2 separate regions of the Homo sapiens genome follow, and region 1 is linked to region 2. The links are chromatin loops, found by intact Hi-C in ENCODE. Cell type or tissue: Caco-2. All regions are shown on one strand. Links, peaks and the distances in the headings refer to the core of each region. The heading gives the core; the rest is flanking DNA. Region 1 overlaps LINC00673 (long intergenic non-protein coding RNA 673). Region 2 overlaps LINC00673 (long intergenic non-protein coding RNA 673).

Evidence for each region. Peaks named below come from ENCODE experiments on the same cell type or tissue, not always from the same donor. Only the 100,000 strongest peaks of a DNase experiment are listed, where the experiment ranks them.
Region 1: it touches region 2 in a loop (4-fold over the local background); 4 of 110 quality-filtered maps call a loop at or near these places.

What each region holds. Positions count from the first base shown.
Region 1 is chr17:72,513,944-72,522,621 of GRCh38, forward strand. All of the region lies in intron 1 of LINC00673 (long intergenic non-protein coding RNA 673), which reads right to left. Among named protein-coding and RNA genes, the nearest start is that of LINC00673, 75 kb to the right of the region's middle. RefSeq lists enhancers at 1,154-1,654, 1,802-1,991, 2,954-3,462. In Caco-2, for the core only: no CTCF peak of the experiment used is centred there; DNase peaks (open chromatin) are centred at 3,026 and 5,258; H3K4me3 peaks cover 410 bases.
Region 2 is chr17:72,460,745-72,469,422 of GRCh38, forward strand. The region is part of intron 1 of LINC00673 (long intergenic non-protein coding RNA 673); the gene reads right to left. Among named protein-coding and RNA genes, the nearest start is that of LINC02003, 120 kb to the left of the region's middle. RefSeq lists enhancers at 4,755-4,964, 7,351-8,028. In Caco-2, for the core only: no CTCF peak of the experiment used is centred there; DNase peaks (open chromatin) are centred at 4,957 and 5,607; H3K4me3 peaks cover 479 bases.

The DNA of each region.
Region 1 (8,678 bases), core at 316-8,315, 53 kb after region 2:
TGGGCTCAAGTGATCCTCCCACCTCAGGCTCCCAAAGTGCAGAGATTACAGGCATGAGCCACTATGCCTGGCCACATTCAACAATTAAAGAGTCTAATTTGCCAAGTATTGGAGATAAAATATGCAACAAAAACATCCAGCTCCCCAGTCCAGTGGAAGGAGACCTGATATGGTTTGGCTGTGTCCCCACCCAAATCTCATCTTGAATTGTAGCTCCCATAGTCCCTACATGTCATGGGAGGGACCTGGTGGGAGGTAATTGAATCATGGGGGCAGGTTTTTCCTATGCTATTCCCATGACAGTAAATAAGTCTCACGAGATCTGATGGTTTTATAAAGGGCAGTTCCCCTGCACACACTCTCTTGCCTGCCACCATGTAAGAGGCGCCTTTGCTTCTCCTTTTCCTTCCGCCATGATTGTGAGGCCTCCCCAGCCATGTGGAATTGTGAGTCCATGAAACCTCTTTATCTTGATAAATTACCCAGTCTCGGGTATTTCTTCATAGCACTATGATAATAGACTAACACAGGACCAACATTAATCAAGCACACACAGCAATGAGCTGTGACTGCAGATAGAGGTAGCTTCCTCCAGGCTTAGGAATCCCATTGTGCAAGCAAGCTAACAAAGGATTGGCCTAAAAAGGTAGCGACACAACCTGAGGGAGAAATAATCCATCTGCTCTTGACTTTGGGTAGTTACTTAATCCTTCTACGCCTCGCTTTCTCATCTGTAAAATGGGCCAATATATATGTGACAGTGGGTAGGCTTAAATGTGGCAAGGTCTTTAAGGACTTTAGCAAAGTGAAAACTCTCAATCATGTTAAATTGTGTTAGTAGAAGGGCCCCTTGGAATGAAGGCATCGAGCTTAAGCCCACAGAGCTGGCCCCTGGGCTTCCTGTAGCAATGCTCCAATGCCCACACCCATCTCTTCCCCTGCAGACAGGCCCGGCCTATCCCTGAATCTCAGTAGATTCTGATAGATTCCCTCATCTTTGCCATTCTCTCATTTAGCCTGATTCCAGCGAGAGCCTCTAACCTCCCCTGTTATTTCAGCCCTGGGTCTCTTTAAGCAGCCACTGCCAAGCTGTGGGGGATTCATGGTGATTCAGCCCTGGCCCCAAGCAAGCTGGATGTGCTATCGCTCAGCCAGGATATGGCTGGGAGCCCACAGGCTGCTGCGAAGAGACAAAGCTGTCCTCTCCAGCCTTCGAAATCTCCCTTCCTTCTACTGACAGGCACATTGCGGGTCCAGCCATCATGCCCAAGGTGGTCAGAGGCTGGCTTCAGCCTCTTAAAGATTGAAGGCAAGACAATCATCCACCTCCACCCCAGGAGGAAAATGAGGCAGCTGAGCAGTTTCCTCCTGCTCTCTTACTCTCATGTAAGGCATCGTATCTGAATGTAGACAGAGTATTTGCTTGTTTTCTCTTTCTTAGGAGGCAGGACCAGGGAGAGACCCAGCAAAGAGAAGGTCCCAAGCCTAGCTCAAATCTCCTGGTCCTGGAACATTCAGGAGCCGCCCCACTTCAATGGTAATTGGCCTATTTCCATCTGGTTTCCAAGCAACATGACACAAAATCCCCAGGAACCTTATCACAGAGCCAGTGAACTGGAAGGGGCTGGAGATCGCTCTGGCCCAAACTCCCTGCGCCAAAGCATGCGGGGCGACTCAGACACAAAAGGGAGGAAGGCACAGTCTCTGCCCAGAGCCCACGGTGGCACCAAGAAACTCCTTTTACCACTGAAGAAGAAAAGGAGGTCCAGTCTTTTGGAGGCAAGACAAGGTCACCTACAGAGGGCCTCAGCCGAGCAACTCGCTAGAGGTTGTTTTCTGCATGACCACCTTCCCTGCACCGTGGATCCCTGGGGTGGGTGGTTTAGGGGCTTTCCAGGTAAGAGCCAGGGTCAGCGCCAGGAAATGATGACAAGTCTGTCTGAACCCTTTCCGCAGACATACAATTGACCTCCTCCAGCCAAGCGCTGCTCCAGTTAGAATCTTTCTAAAACTACATAGGCAAATGTCTAGCAATTGTCATTCAACTCTCACAATGAAAGGGTAAAAACTCATTTTAATGTGTCTCCCTTGTACCACTTTCTTAGTATGCCTGAATCCATTTCATCTCAAGGACCATACATCAAGCACTGCCTTCTCAGGTACTCAACTCTGCATGCCTAGATGAAGCCACAGCACTCCAAATCTGATTATGGGGATATTTTAGGAAGACAGCCTTGCATTAAAAACTGAAATCCTAGCCAGGCACAGTGGCTCATGCCTGTAAACCCAGCACTTTGGGAGGCCGAGATGGGAGGATCACTTGAGGCCAAGAGGTCAAGACCACCGTGGGCAATACAGTGAGACCTCCGTCTCTACAAAAAATAAAAAATGGAAAAACTAGCTAGGCATGGTAGTACATGCCTGTGGTCTCAGCTACTCGGGAGGTTGAGGCAGGAGGATAGCTTAAGCCTGGGTGATCAAGGCTGCAGTGAGCTCTGATGGCACCACCGTACTCCAGTCTAGATGACAGAGCAAGGCCCTGTCTCAAAAGAAAAAAAAAAAAGAAAAAAGAAATGGAGTCCACTGAACACTAAAAAAAGGATGAATTTTACTGTATGTAAATTATTCCTCAATAAAACTGACTTTAGGAAGAAAATCCACAGGCTCACCCTTCCTAAAGAAAAAAATACACATATAATATCAGGGAGGAAAAAAAAGAAGGAAATTCACACCTTTTTGCTTGACAGAAGTACGGTGCTTGCTTTTTCAATTAAAACTAAAAGGCTACTCCTTTAGGAAACAAAAGTGGGTTCAGCTCCAACAGCCAAGCAAAGCAACGGACTCACCCCACTGGGGATCCCACAGCTGGAAGGTCCCTGACCTACTTCCGCCCAGATCGCCTGAAAGGCCCACGGGGCACCAGCCAAGAGTGGGAAGCAGAGCCGGGCAGCGGGTGCAGGGTGGTGAGCAGAGCACTCCCCCTCTCGCCCCACAGGACACACACAGGCTGAGGGCAAATGATTCCCAGACAGGGACCTGGTGAACAAAGAGGTTACGCAACTCACTAATCACTCAAGACAGCCAAAAACAGAACCTGACATCACGTGCCTGTGACCATCCCCACGGACTGCCTGTGAACTCCCGTAGAAGGTATTCAACAGTTTGTGGAATTACACTGAGCTTGAGTCGGGCTGCAAATAAAAATAAAGTCACTTTTCCCCTAATCCTGTAAGAAACTGGGCACTCAGGGACACGTTAACTCTTTCATGCTCTCTAGAGCCCATTTGAGTCTCAATGGATTCAAGGTTTGGTGGGATGGAAACATGAGTATAGTAAGAATCATCTTAGACTATAAGAAATTCCAAAAATGGCGGGGCAAAAAAAAAAAAAAGGAAAAAAAGAAAAGAAATGGGGAAATTTTGTTACGGTCTTGCATATAACCAAGGTTTTCTCCTTGTCACGGACCAAACCATGATCTGAGTTTGGAGCCTTCTAGAATCCTGAAAACTAGCAAATCCATCTAGTGACAAGATGCACTAAAGCCCTGTGTGGTTTCTAAAAGTTGCTAAAAACTCTAGAATGGCAAACGTTGATAGGGTGGTAGGAGGATGGGGTACTGCACTGATTATCTTTTTAACCTAGATTTCATTAACAATCACCAATTACCGTATACATCCTAAACACCAGGCACTACACAAAGTAACTTAAAGTTATCAGTGCATTCAATCATCATAGTCCTAAAAGATGGGCACGGCCACTTCTATTTGATAGGTGGGAGCACTGAGGATACCTAGCTAGGTGATGGCAGAGCTGAGACTCAAACCCCCAGCTAACCCCAAAACACACACCCCTAATTTTGTCATCCGGCTCTCTGATTAAAAGTGAGAGGCTTTTCTACCCAGTGTGCTGAGCCCAAGTGCCCAAAGATGAACTGTTTCCATGAGTTGTCAGATTTCTGACCCAGAGATGGCAGGACAGAAGCATCTGACTGGATCAGGGAGGTGGCAGAGGCCCAGGGAAGAGGGAGGGCCTGGCGGTTTCAGTGAAAGTCAAAATGACCTCCCCAAATATGCAGCAGAAATTCTCCAGGTACCAGGCCACTGCTGGAGAGATCAGAGGCTCAAGGCTGCCAAGAACAAGGAACTACTGCCAGAAATAAGTTAAGACCTCCCCACAGGTCTCCAGCGGTCACCCACCGTTCCTTAGATCAGTCTCCACCCTCTAAGTAGAAGACAAAAGTGGATCTCCAGAACCTTGAAGCTATTATGCTCTGTGAAAGAAGCCAGACACGAAAGGCCACATATTGTGAGGTTCTGTTTATGTAGAATATTCAGAATAGGCAAATCCATAGAGCCAGAAAGTAGACTAATGTTTGGCAGGGGCTGGAGGGAAGGGAGAATGGAGAAATGACCGCCTAATGAGCGCAGGCTTTCCTTTTGGGGTGGTGTATGCATACGTCCAGACTCTTCAAAATGTGTGTATTAAACAATGTACAATTTATGCATACCAATTTTCATTCAATAAAGATTTTTAAAGGACTTGGAAAAAAGTTCTGAATACAAATAGTGGTGATGGTTGCACAACACTGTAAATGCTTTCATGTCACTGAACCGTATACTTTAAGTTGGTTAAAACGGTAAATGATGTTATATTGTTATATGTATTTTACCACAGTTTTTTTAAGGTGGAATCTCCAAAGAATCCTAGAACTCATTCAGTCCAAGCCTAAAACCGAAACACGGAGTCGGGGCTTAGCCTCTAAGGGCTGTGAGGGTTAGAACTGGATGTTCCCCTAAGACCCTCAAATTCATAAACTCATTGTTTAGAGAGAGGGTGGTGCCGGCAAGCAGGGAAGGAAGAAGGCCTGCGAGACGGTGAGGCCGGACAGAGCACTGGCTCCTTCTGAGGCGACCAGGGGGAGCGAGGTGCAGCCAGGGAGGCAGGGCCCCCGCCCATGCATCCTCCCCCAGACCCCTCGCCTCTTCCCACCTGGCAGACCTCATGCTTCCTTCCTTGGGGCTGGGAGCCCAGTGCCCTTGGTCTGCATCACAGAGTCAACAACAATTTATCTGAACTGAGCAAACAAGGCAGCCATAAGAGGCGGAACTCTGACAATATTTAATGACTCCGGGGGTGGGGAAGCTTTGCAGGAGAAGGAGGGCAGGCGAGGAAAGGAACCAGAGAGGAGGCAGAAAACTCCAGGGGAAATTCCGTCGGGGGGAAGATAAAAGGGGGCTGTAAAGCAATTTTGACAGGTTAACAGACAGGTAATATTCCAACGGTGTTTACTTAACCAGGCTAGCACTCCATGCAGCGCCGATTAAGCTGCAGCACGAGAGCCTCAGCAGCTAAGGGTTTCACAGAAACAAAGATCTAGTCAGAGAAAACCAAATAACAGCCAGTCAGATGCTGGCAGCCCGGCCTGCAGCTCCCCCAGCTCGGAAGCCACACGGAGATGCTTCCTGGAGACCGATCTGGAAAGATAACTTGCAGCGGGTACCTTGCTGGGCCTCCACCTGGGATCACAGGGCCTAGCATCTGACAGCTCCTCGGAAAGGGTGGGGCATGGGCACCAAGCGCAAAGTGTCCCCTCTTCCCTCCCACGTTGAGGCAGACCAGTTCTCCAATCCTCAGTCCTAGGAAGACAGCCTTGCTGGTCCCACCCGCTGGCCCGGGGACTGCTGGCTCAGGATCTTTAGCCAGCAATGAAATTCATGCCAGCTCCCAAACCCCTATCCACCCACCCAGATGCAAACCCAACGTGTTCTGCCATCTCTTAGCTCTCATACACTGGGCAAGTTCCTTAGTCTCTCGGGGCCTCAACTTCCTCATCTGTAAAATGGGGCAGTAAATTTCACAAGCTTCTTTAATTCATACATCACTATTAATTATCTGTTAATGTCATTGATATAAGTATAAATAATGCAGATAGTCCCCAACATACAATTTTCCTACTTTATGATGGCGTGAGAGCAAAACAAATTCAGCCGAAACCACACTTCAAGTACCCATACAACAATTCTGTTTTTCACTTTGAAGATACTAAAAAAAATTCAATAAATCATATAACATATTCAAGATTTTATTATAGGCCGGGAGGTGGTTCATACCTGTAATCCCAGCACTTTGGGAGGCCGAGGCAGGCAGATCGCCTGAGGTCAGGAGTTCGAGACAAGCCTGACCAAAATGGTGAAACCCTGTCTCTGCTAAAAATAAAAAAATAAAAAAATAAAAAAAATTAGCTGGGCATAGTGGCGCATGCCTGTAGTCCCAGCTACTCAGGAAGCTGAGGCAGGAGACTCACTTGAACCCAGAAGACGGAGGTTGCAGTGAGCTGAGATCGTGCCATTGCACTCCAACCTGGATGACAAGAGAGAAACCCCGCCTCAAAAAAAAAAATAAAAGATTTTATTATAAAACAGGCTTTGTGTTACATGATTTGCCCAACTGTAGGCTAAAGTAAGTGTTCTACTAATGTTTAAGGTACATTAGGCTAAGCTATAGTGTTTGGTAAGAGCAGTGTCTTAACTGCATTTTTGACTTACAATATTTTCATCTTATGATGGGTATCAAGACGTGATCCCATTGTTAGTAGAGAAGCATCTGTATTTAATAAATAATTATAAGGAATAAATGAGGGTTTAGCACAGTGTCTGGATGTTAGTATCTACTCAATAAACTTTAGCTTCCTTATGCAACTATCTTTAACACCCACGTGGCCAGATTCAGAATGTGATCTTCTGAATATAGCAGAACAACCTATTGACAGGAAGATGCTTGATTTTTAAAATACGTGAAGGCTATTATATCTCCACCCATGCTCTCATAGAATGAGGAGGAAACGCTGTTGGGACCAGAAGAAGTGTCACGCTGGCTTAGGTCCCAGGAGAAGCACCCGAGACACCCCCAGCTCTCTGAGACCTTGGAGGCCTCACTAAGCAACTTGATATGGTTCCATGTTCCTGTATTTCTCAGAGGACATAAAAGTGTTCAAAGCCCCGGAACCAGCAAGCAAGAGGTGCCAAGATATTGACTTCATTTCCTATAGGGTTCCCTGGCCTCTGTTACAGGACACTATTTTGAGGTTGGATTATATATTTTTAGGTTATTTGGAAAATCATTGTGGCTTTAAATAATAAAATTCTGAGTGACATCTGTCAGCCCTGATTACTGTGAGTCGGCTAAGCTGCATTTTCTTTCGTTTTCATTTTTAAAAGTGCAATGAAGTAAGTGTTACCCAGAAAGGTCTGTGAGAGTCTGCAGGGTTGTGTATTAAACACTCTCTTGAAACTGGTCCCAAAGGCTTGTACCAGGGACCTAGCAACAGGCCTGGGGTGGTACACCCAAGAGCTGAGCTGGCAAACACTGCCAAAAGCAAGAAGTGGGACTGAGGCCCCTGCAAGGAATCACAGGGGCATCTGGTCAACCTCCTTCATTTCACCAGTGGGGTAGCAGAGGCCCAAGGGGGTTGGAGAATTGCCTTGGATGTACAGACAGCCATGGTGAAAGACGACAAGAGGCAGGTCTCCCCACAGCTTCATTCAGGACTCTCTGAGCTACACTATGAGGCCCATCAGGTCTTCTTATTCTATGAGTAGCACATCAATAAGGTTTGTATCCTACTGACCCAGTCCAGAAATCACCTCACGAAAGGGTTCCTCTACATAAATCTCTGCCCTTCTTCTTTACTTTCAGGATTCAATCATTGTTCCTACTCAGAAAAGTGCATCTTTTTTTTTCTTTTTAAGAGATGGGGTCTAGGCAGGCACGGTAGCTCGCACCTGTAATCCCAGAACTTTGGGAGGCCAAGGCAGGTGGATCACCTGAGGTCAGGAGTTTGAGACCAGCCTGGCCAACATGGTGAAATGCCATCTCTACTAAAAATACAAAATTAGCCGGGCATGGTGGTGCACGCCTGTAATCCCAGCTACTTGGGAGGCTGAGGCAGCAGAATCACTTGAACCCAGGAGGTGGAAGTTGCAGTGAGCCAAGACTGTGCCACTGCACTCCAGCCTGGGCAGCAAGAGCAAGGCTCTGTCTCAAAAAAAAAGAAAAAGAAAAAAAAAAAAAGAGATGGCGTGTCACTATGTTGCCCAGGCTAGTCTTGAACTCTTGGCTTCAAGCGATCCTCCCACCTTGGCCTCCCAAAGTGCTGGGATTATAGGCATGAGCCACCACACTCAGCCTTGAAAAGTACATCTTTTATGACCACCTGTTGGTTATCCACCATGTGAGTCTCACCTAATACAGGACTGGTGGTTTAGGAAATACCTGTGGCTGTCGCAGTTTTGGTCCTGCAGGGAAAGTGCCATCTACAAAATGAACTTGGAATGTCTAGGTTCAGGCAGTCTCTTCCTCAGAAAGCAGGAACCTCCAGACCAGATCTACCAAAAGCCATTCTCCCTCCCACAATCACCGCCACCATGTCCTGAGTATCAATAGCTTATTGACCCTCTTCATCCAGGAGCAATGAAGTTGTTAAGAATCAAACTCAATGGTTTTTTTTTTCTTTTCCTTTTTTTTTTTTGTGGGTATGATTTTACAGAATCCTCCTTTTTCCCCCAAATAAGTTTGATCAGCATGCATTTCATGTCTGAATTAGGACCTTAATTCAAGGCCCAGCACAGGGAAAGGAGTCAATAAGCAACTGATGAATAGAGGGATGAATTTGGGAGGCA
Region 2 (8,678 bases), core at 496-8,495:
TGGACAGGTCTGTCTGGATCAGAAGCTAGCAAACTTTCTCTGTCCAGGGCCAGATACTATTTAGGCTTTATGGGTCAGGAGGCCCCAGTCAAAATTCCTCAGCTCTGCCACAATAGTGAGAAGATAGCCATGGATGACAGGGAAATGAATGGGTGTGGCTGGGCTCCAATCACACTCTATTTACAAAAGCAAGTGGCCAACTGGATTTGGCTCAAGGGCCACAGTCTGCTGACCACTGGTCTAGAACATTCTTCTCCCAAGTATCTGCCCAGTCTCTGTTCAAATGTTATCTCCTGAGAAAACCTTTCTTGGCCACACTCTTTCTTTTTCTTTTTTTTTTGAGGCAGGGTCTCACTCTGTTACCCAGGCTGGAGTGCAGTGGTGCAATCATAGCTCACTGCAGCTTCAACCTCCCCGGGCTCAGATGATCCTCCCACCTCAGCCTCCCAAGTAGCCGAGACTACAGGCATGCACCACCGTGCCTGGCTAATTTTTGTATTTTTTGCAAAGAAAGGGTTTCACCATGTTTCCCAAGCTAGTCTCAAATTCCTGAGCTCAAGCGATCTACCCTCCTTGCCTCCCAAAGTGCTAAGATTACAGGCGTGATTCACCGTGCCCAGCCTGGCCACACTCTTTTTTTTTTTTTTTTTTTTCTTGAGACAGAGTTTGGCTCTTGTTGCCCAGGCTGGACTGCAGTTGTGCGATCTTGGCTCACCACAACCTCTGCCTCCCAGGTTCAAGAGATTCTCCTGCCTCAGCCTCCCGAGTAGCTGGGATTACAGGCATGCGCCACCACGCCTGGCTAATTTTGCATTTTTAGTAGAGACGGGGTTTCTTCATGTCAGTCAGGCTGGTCTCGAACTCCTGACCTCAGATGATCTATCTGCTTCGGCCTCCCAAAGTGCTGGGATTACAGGCGTGAGCCACCGCGCCCATCCCCGGCCACACTCTTAACTGTGCCCTCCATCACTCTTTATCCCTCACCCCTCTCTTTTATTCCACAGCATTTATCACTTCCAGATCAATTTGTCTATCAGCTTAGAGTCTGTCTTCACTCTAGTGAGGGAGAGCAAAGGTTTTTTTCTGTTTTGTTGGTCACTAGCGCCCAGCACTTAGTAGGCACTCAGTGAATATCTGTTGGGTGAATGGACGAGCAGCTGCCACGTTCATCTGTACACGTCACCCAACAATGTGTGTGCCTCGTCTTTCAGGGCTAGAGAAGTCCTGGAAAGGTCAGCCAGGTTGCCAAACCACCTCCCTGCCCCAAGGGAGGCTGCATGCAAAACTACCCCATGCAGATCTCAATCTATCTTTCCTTCCTTCCTTCCTCTCCCTTCCCTTCTTCCCTTCCCTCCCTTCCCCTCTTCACCCCTTCCCTTCCTCTCTCTTTCCCTTTCTGTCCTTCTCTCTCCAGTGAAACAGGGCAGTGAGATGCCTGTTGGTACCAAGTCCCAGAGGGTCATCACTCTGTGCTGCCACTGAGACAATTCCAGGAGCCAACAGCATTTTCTTTTAGAATCTGCCAATCTTTTCCAAACATTCCACAGAGGACTTTAAAAGAGAGAAAAAAAAAAAAGAGAGAGAGAGAGAAGTGAAGAAAAGTGACTCCTGACAGCCCACCCTGTAACCACCAAAAGCCAGTCCCACTTCTCTCCAGGAGACTGATAAAAGAATTTTTTCTTTTTAGCAGAGAATAATATTCACCTCTCTTCTTCTAGCTATTGTGGGTTTTTCCTCCCTAAATTCCAAAACCAATCTTTCAGTGCTGACATAGTAAAATCTGCCTTCCTAAAAAACCTCAGGGCTTTTCAAGCAGCCAAAAACCTCAACCATTGCACAGCCCACAAGATTTTGCAGAACAGATTATAATCCCCAGCCTCCCTCTCCTCCTCGTGAATCACAAACCAGCTAAACTCCAGTGACAGATTATGGAGCTACTGCTCTGAACCCTCCATGGGTGGAGGGAGACCAGACAGGATTGCTGGCTGCAGAAAGAAAATCATTCCACCTCATCTGTGAAGGAACCAAACTGCAGCTTTTCTCTAAAGCACAAGTTGATGGCACTTTGATGTATAGTGTTCCCTAACACCAAGGCCACTCATTTTTTTTTTTACCTCCTTGCTCTTGTGGACATGATCTATAGCAGGGGTTCCTAACCCCCAGGCCATGGACGCATTACTGCTCCATGGCCTGTTAAGAACCAGGCTGCACAGCAGGAGGTGAGTGGTGGGTGAGTGAGCAAAGTGTCATTTGTATTGACAGCCGCTCCCCATTGCTCACATTACCACCTGAGCTCCACCTCCTGTAAGATCAGTGATGGCATCAAATTCTTATAGGAGCGAGAACCCTATTGTGAACTGCACATGTGAGGAATGTAGGTTGTGCATTCCTTATGAGAATCTAATGCCTGATGATCTGTCACTGTCTCCCATCGCCCCCAGATGGGACTGTCTAGTTGTAGGAAAACAAGCTCAGGGCTCCCACAGATTCTATGTTATGGTGAATTGTATAATTATTTCATATTACAATGTAATAATAATAGAAATAAAGTACACAATAAGTGTAATGTGCTTGAATCATCCAGAAACTACCCCCACCCCACCCCACCCCACCACATCCACGGAAAAATTATCTTCCAGAAAACCAGTCCCTGGTGCCAAAAAGGTTGGGGATTGCTGCTCTATGGAGCCCCATGCGGCCTCAAAGTCCCTCAACTCTCAGTGTCCCTGGAAGACTTTTCGGCTACACTTTCTGTCCAACCGGTTCTGCCCTTTATTTTTGTTTCAGGGAGGATTATTGCCATGGCAATGTCCAGGTGACAGAGTCAGGAGGGGGAAGAAACCCACCTGTATTCAACCCTTAATCCCTTAAAGCCTGTCAGAAAGCAGCAGCCTTGGAAAATAAGAAGCCTGGCCAGTGTTTCCTATCGATCACAAGACAGAATAAACCAGAAAACAGCTCTCCACGAAGAAGCCTTGGTCAGTCAAGTGTCCCTAGGGGCTCTGCCAATCTCCCTGCATAGGAGATCTGCCCAACACACATTTGCATTTTCAGAAAGAGCAGAGCAGAAAGGAAGCAGAAAGCCAAGTCTGTGGTGGGGAAAAAGGAAAGTGGGTTTCCCATGAGATTCAGGTAGCTCCCCAGGACCGAAGGATCAGCTGGGCACGTGTGCTTCCTATCTGGGTAGTGCTGGTCATTTCTGTTTGCTGTGGCCACAGTGTGGCCATCCTATCGGCACCTCTACCCAAGAGTGGGTGGAGCAAACAAAACAAAATTCAGTTCCTGGGTATTAGCTTAGCACCCAGTCCACAAACCTCCTCTGCCTCTGAGGAGGTGAGAGGCCCTTAAAGCTACGGGCATTCACAAAGAAACAGGAGGAAATGAGGAATTCACTGGAAATTTTTGCCGTCTATGCTAGGAGGAACATCCCAGGTACCCACAGGGACTATCAACAAGTATCCACCCCAAAAAATAGATTCAATAAAACAATAAACTTACAAATATGAACTTGTAACTGTGGTTTACTATTCTTGGGGAAGTCTGTTTTATTTCTTTTCTTTTATTATTTCTTTGAGACAGGGTTTTCCTCTGTTTCCCAGGCTGGAGTGCAGTGGCACAGTCATGGCTCACTGCAGCCTTGACCTTCAGGGCTCAAGCAATCCTCCTGCCTCAGCCTCCCAAGTGCCTGGGACCACAGGTGTGTGCCACCACATCCAGCTAATTTTCAAATTTGTTGTAGAGATGAGGTCTCACTACATTGCCCAGGCTGGTCTTGAACTTCTGGGCTCAAGTGATCCTCCCGCCTCGGCCTCCCGAAGCGCTGGGGTTATAGGTGTAAGCCACCGCACTTGGCCTGTTTTAAATAAGTGTTGTATACTTGTGTGTGCTGGAAAACAGCTATCCAGAAAACACCACGGATAGACAAGCTTCCCCAACCAAATTGTGTTCCCAGTTCATGCGTTATCCACTGACCCTCATTTAAACTTGGTTTTGGCTCCCTGTGTTTTTCATTTCATTGTTAAGGAGGCATACACTAGATCCTTCCTCTTCTTGGGCTCAGTTATCCACAGAGATACAATATTTTAAAGGTTGTCATGTCCTTGCCTGGCTTATCAAGGAAGTAAGGGACAGCCCAAGGGCTTCCCAGGTAAGGAAAAACAACGGTTTTATAAAGCCACGGCTGGTGACAGTGCAAAAGGAAAGGCTGCTTCCATTGTATCTGGTCATTGGGTTTGCTGTGTGCCTATCAGGTTTATAAAACAAACTGCAGCAGTGAGAGGCTGTGAGTGAGCTCTCTTCCTTCCCCTATTAACTATCTATGCAGTAAGAAGGCCTGATGCACCCATTTAGCTGGGAATAGCTGCCAGAACTTTAAGGCTGATGCCTGGGAGAGAGTCAGTGGGCGGCACCGGGCTGGCTTTCTGAATTCAATCAGAGGTGGCCAGCCCCCTCTAACCATGATCCAAATGTACATGCCAGATGAGGAGCCGTCGTGGTTGAACAGGGAATGTTTCATGCAAATCATGGGTTTGGAGCAGGATTTTGTGGAGGGAGCATCCTTGAGAAAAATGTTGGGATGGCTACGGACTGGCGGGCTATTAGTCACAGAGCCACCACCTCCTCCATGAACGATGAAAGTTCTTACCACCCTGGATGCACAGATCAGCAGTTAATAATGAGGTCTCAGCATGGAGGAGACACATTCTTTCACACACATGCACACACACACATATGCACACCTGCACACACATACATACATACATACAAGCATGCACAAGAAGTCTTAGAGCCCCATCTCCTTTTGGCTGGGATTTTGCATCCTGAGAATCTTGGGTGTTACCCATGGGAACAAGCTCCTCCGAAGCCACACATGGTTGAAACTCCTCTCCCAGTGACAACGACGTCACGTCTCCCAGGCACTGGCTCCCTTGGGAATGTGTGAGTTGCTCCCCTGGGGCAAAGAGCAGCTGCTCGGGGTGACTCATAAATTGTGCTCTCAGCCCTGTCACCCACTGTGCCTCCCGTCCATTACTCAGCCTTCTCCCTGCGCTTGTTCCTATGGCTGCCCCTCAACCCAGCTCACCGCTGCTCCCAGCTCGCTCGGCACTCTGCAAGGATTGGCATTTGCTTCGGGCAGACTCTTCTCTGTCCCTGCCTTCTCTCCTCCATGAGACCCAAGGCAACACAATTTGCCCTTTGAGGAGTTGGGAGTGGGAGCAGAGATCGGGGTGACAGGGGACAGAGAGATAAAGGCAAGAAAAGAATGTTCCCTTCGTTGAAAAACAGTTCAGCTCCAGGGTCACCTCTTTGAAATCATCAGTGACACCTCACTCTGCGTACTCCCCTCAAACACAGCCCCTAGGCATTGCTTCTTCTAGGATCTGGGATTTTTGACACTGAAGGGTCCTGGCTGCCTTAAATCCTTTCTAGAAGAAAGTGGAATGAGGCAGAGTATAAACAGACAAATACACCCAACAGGTGAAATAAAACTTGAGCTTCTTAAGCAATGCTCTGTTTCTACAGGCAGCTCCCACTTGTGGAAAGGCAGAGGGATGAGGAGGGTGGACATGAGTCAAGCCTCCCCCTTCCACTCCCCACTGTCAACCCCCACCCTGACCCATTCAACAGCCTAGGGAGTTCCCTGCTTAAGGGAATCTTAGAACACACACCCTCTGCAAATACCTACAGCCTGTGTACTGAAACTTAGAGATTACTTCTGAAAAAGTGACATCATCAACAGTACAGGATTCTCAAAAACTCAGTCCCTGTTTCCTTTTTACTTCTGTTATTTTAAAATACCAAAGATACTTGCATTTTCTTCTTTTCCAACTGTTAGTGAACTCTATTCCAATCAGCATTAAGCCCAGCAATTTTTGTACTAGGTACCTACTCCTACACTCCCTGTTTAATAATCAGTCATCTAGAATAGGGACTGGCAAGCTTTTTCTGTAAAGGACCACAGAGTAAACATTTTCAACTTTGTGGGCCATGACATCTCCATCGGAGCTACTCAACTCTGCCATTGTAGCATGAAGCACCCATAGACAATAAGCAAATGAACAGGTATAGCTGAGTCTCAATAAAACTTTATTCATAGACTTGGAAATTTACATTTCATATAATTTTCACATGTCACAAAATATTCCTTTTTTTGATTTTAACTTTTAATGTGGAAAGGATTCTTAGCTCACGAGCTGTACAAAAACAGGTGGCAGGCCGGTCTTGGCCCACAGACTGTAGTTAGCCAACTCCTGGTCTAGAATCAAATATTTAAATGGAAACCCTGAGAGAGCTCTTTCTTTTGAAAAGAATATGATAATCGTGATAATAGCTCCCATGTATTGAGCACTTGTTCCATGAAAGAACTTGACATGGAAAAACGGCTTTTCATCCTCATATTAACATATGAGACAGGTAAATATTTTCTCTGTGTTTTGTGGAGGTAGTCACTGAAACTGATGAGAAGAAAATTAACTCACCAGGTTCACTGCAGCAAGGATTGGAACCTGAAGTGCAATTCCAGACAGAGATACGGGATGCACGGGTTCAGCATCCTTAAAAACACAGATTCCTGTATGTTAAGGAGGTGATGAGAAGGAGGTGTCTGGGGAGCCACCCCATGGGATTTATATCACTTGTTCAGAAAAACCTTCCATCAAGGCTACCATGAAGGAGTAGTCTTCCTGCCCAACTCCTAAACATTTCGCTCAAGTGAAACACAGCTCAGATGGACTCCAAGAACCCTTTAGAACTGGGGAGAGGGAGGAGAGTGGATGCATTTGACAAATGGTTAAGGGCCACCTTGTACTGGGGGTCATAGAAGGTACTGAACGGTGATTGAGAAGCCAACTGCAGGGATGTGAGCCTTGGCTCATTATTTTTGGCTCTGGCAGATGCCTGGGCCCCCTGCCCCTGTGAGTACTACCCCAGGATGCCCAGAAGCAGGGTTCTGTCTCCACGTACTACCCCCAACAGGAGGTCTCTGCGTCCAGCAGCCTCCGCTTCCAAATATTCCCCATTTCTGCTCTTCCTCTAGGCCCAGCCCTCCCCACTGTCAGCCTCCAAGGTCCAGGCTGGAGGCAAAATGTCCCAGAGCTGAGTCTGCTGCCACCCAGAGAGAATTCTATTCAAAATGAGGGCCCTGGGAAAGAGTTGGGTGGCTGCTTTCAGTTCCTCTTAGGCCCGATGCCTGATTTCTTTTCCATTCTGGGCACCAAGGCTCATCTGGACAGAAGAGCACACTCCTTGGCTGCCTCTGGGCCCACCACACCCGGTGGAAAGGCACGGATCCTGGATATAAACCGACCAAAGCAAGACAAGGCCGTCTGCTGGAGCCGCCCTCCGCCCTCCAGACACGCACACTGGTTTCCTAATCCTTGGGATTTCAGGAAAAGGAGGCCCGACCCGCCACGGCACTGAGAGGGAGGGAGAGAGGGAGAGAGAGAGAGGGAGAGGGAGAGGGAGAGAGAGGGAGGGAGAGAGAGAGAGAGAGAGAGAGACCAGGCGGGAGGCAAGCTTCTCATTATGTAAAACACTTGGCTCATTCCTCTTTCTCTGCATCCTGCTAGCGATTTTGTATCCGGTTTGGGAATTCCAGGAACATCTGCAATTGTCTTTTGCCCAACCACACATGTGCAAGCTGTAGGGCTCAGTCATGTTCCTACCTGCGGTGCCCTGTCATTAGCCCTGAACTGTGTGTGCTTTCTCTCCTCAGCAGCAAAACATATAAAACCCTGGCCGGCGACCACACCTGCAGGACTCCACCTCCCCGCCTCCTCCCACTGAGACCAAAGGCAGAGAGACCAAGTCACCTTTCCGACAGTGAGAAATGCCAGGGCGAACAGGGCTTGTCTGAACAGTCCAAGTCCTCTAACTAAACAGACAGTACATTTTTAACACAGCGTTCTCCCCTACCTCTCCCTGTTTGTGTGGGAAGGCCTGGGGAGGCCGGGTGGAAAAGGGTAGGTGCAATTCAATTCAAGACTCTCAGAAGGGGTGCTTGCTTGCTTTGGTTCTACTTCAGCCAGCACTGATGACCTCCACCCAGATCAGAAAGGAACTCTTTGGACTATGAGTCTCCAAAGTGCAAGAAACATTGACCTCAGAAGCCAGCGACCACCTCTTCTTGCCACTCTGGGTGTGGCAAGATGGTATAAAAAATAATGCCTACTATTGCTGTCTTCCGAACTAAAATAAGCAATGCATAGAATGCATTTGAAGACTGAATGGTACACAGTGTGCAGTCAACCAGTTTGTTATGAATATTCATGATTATGATCAGTCCTCATCCTCTTTGTAAAACTCTTTCCCTCCTCCCCTTTTGCGCCATGCTGCACACTCCTGGCTTCCTTCCCCAGTCCCACTGTGCTTCCCATGTCCCCTGATCCCCACTGGCCTCCACGCACCTAAACACTGCAGTGTTCTCCAGGAATCCATCTCTCCTTAGTCTCCCAGCTCTCCCACTATGGACCCATCCCATGACTCCATCTTTTGCTGGGTGTGGATACACACCCCCAGTCCCTTGGCACAAAGATTTTGGCCAACCCTGGGTCCAGCTCCACCCTTTGCTCCTACCTGTCTTGCAGCACTGCTGACACTGTCCTGTAATTTCTTCATATGCTTATCTCACACATGTCTGATCAGCAAGACTCCATGCCTGCATTTATCCCCACAACCTG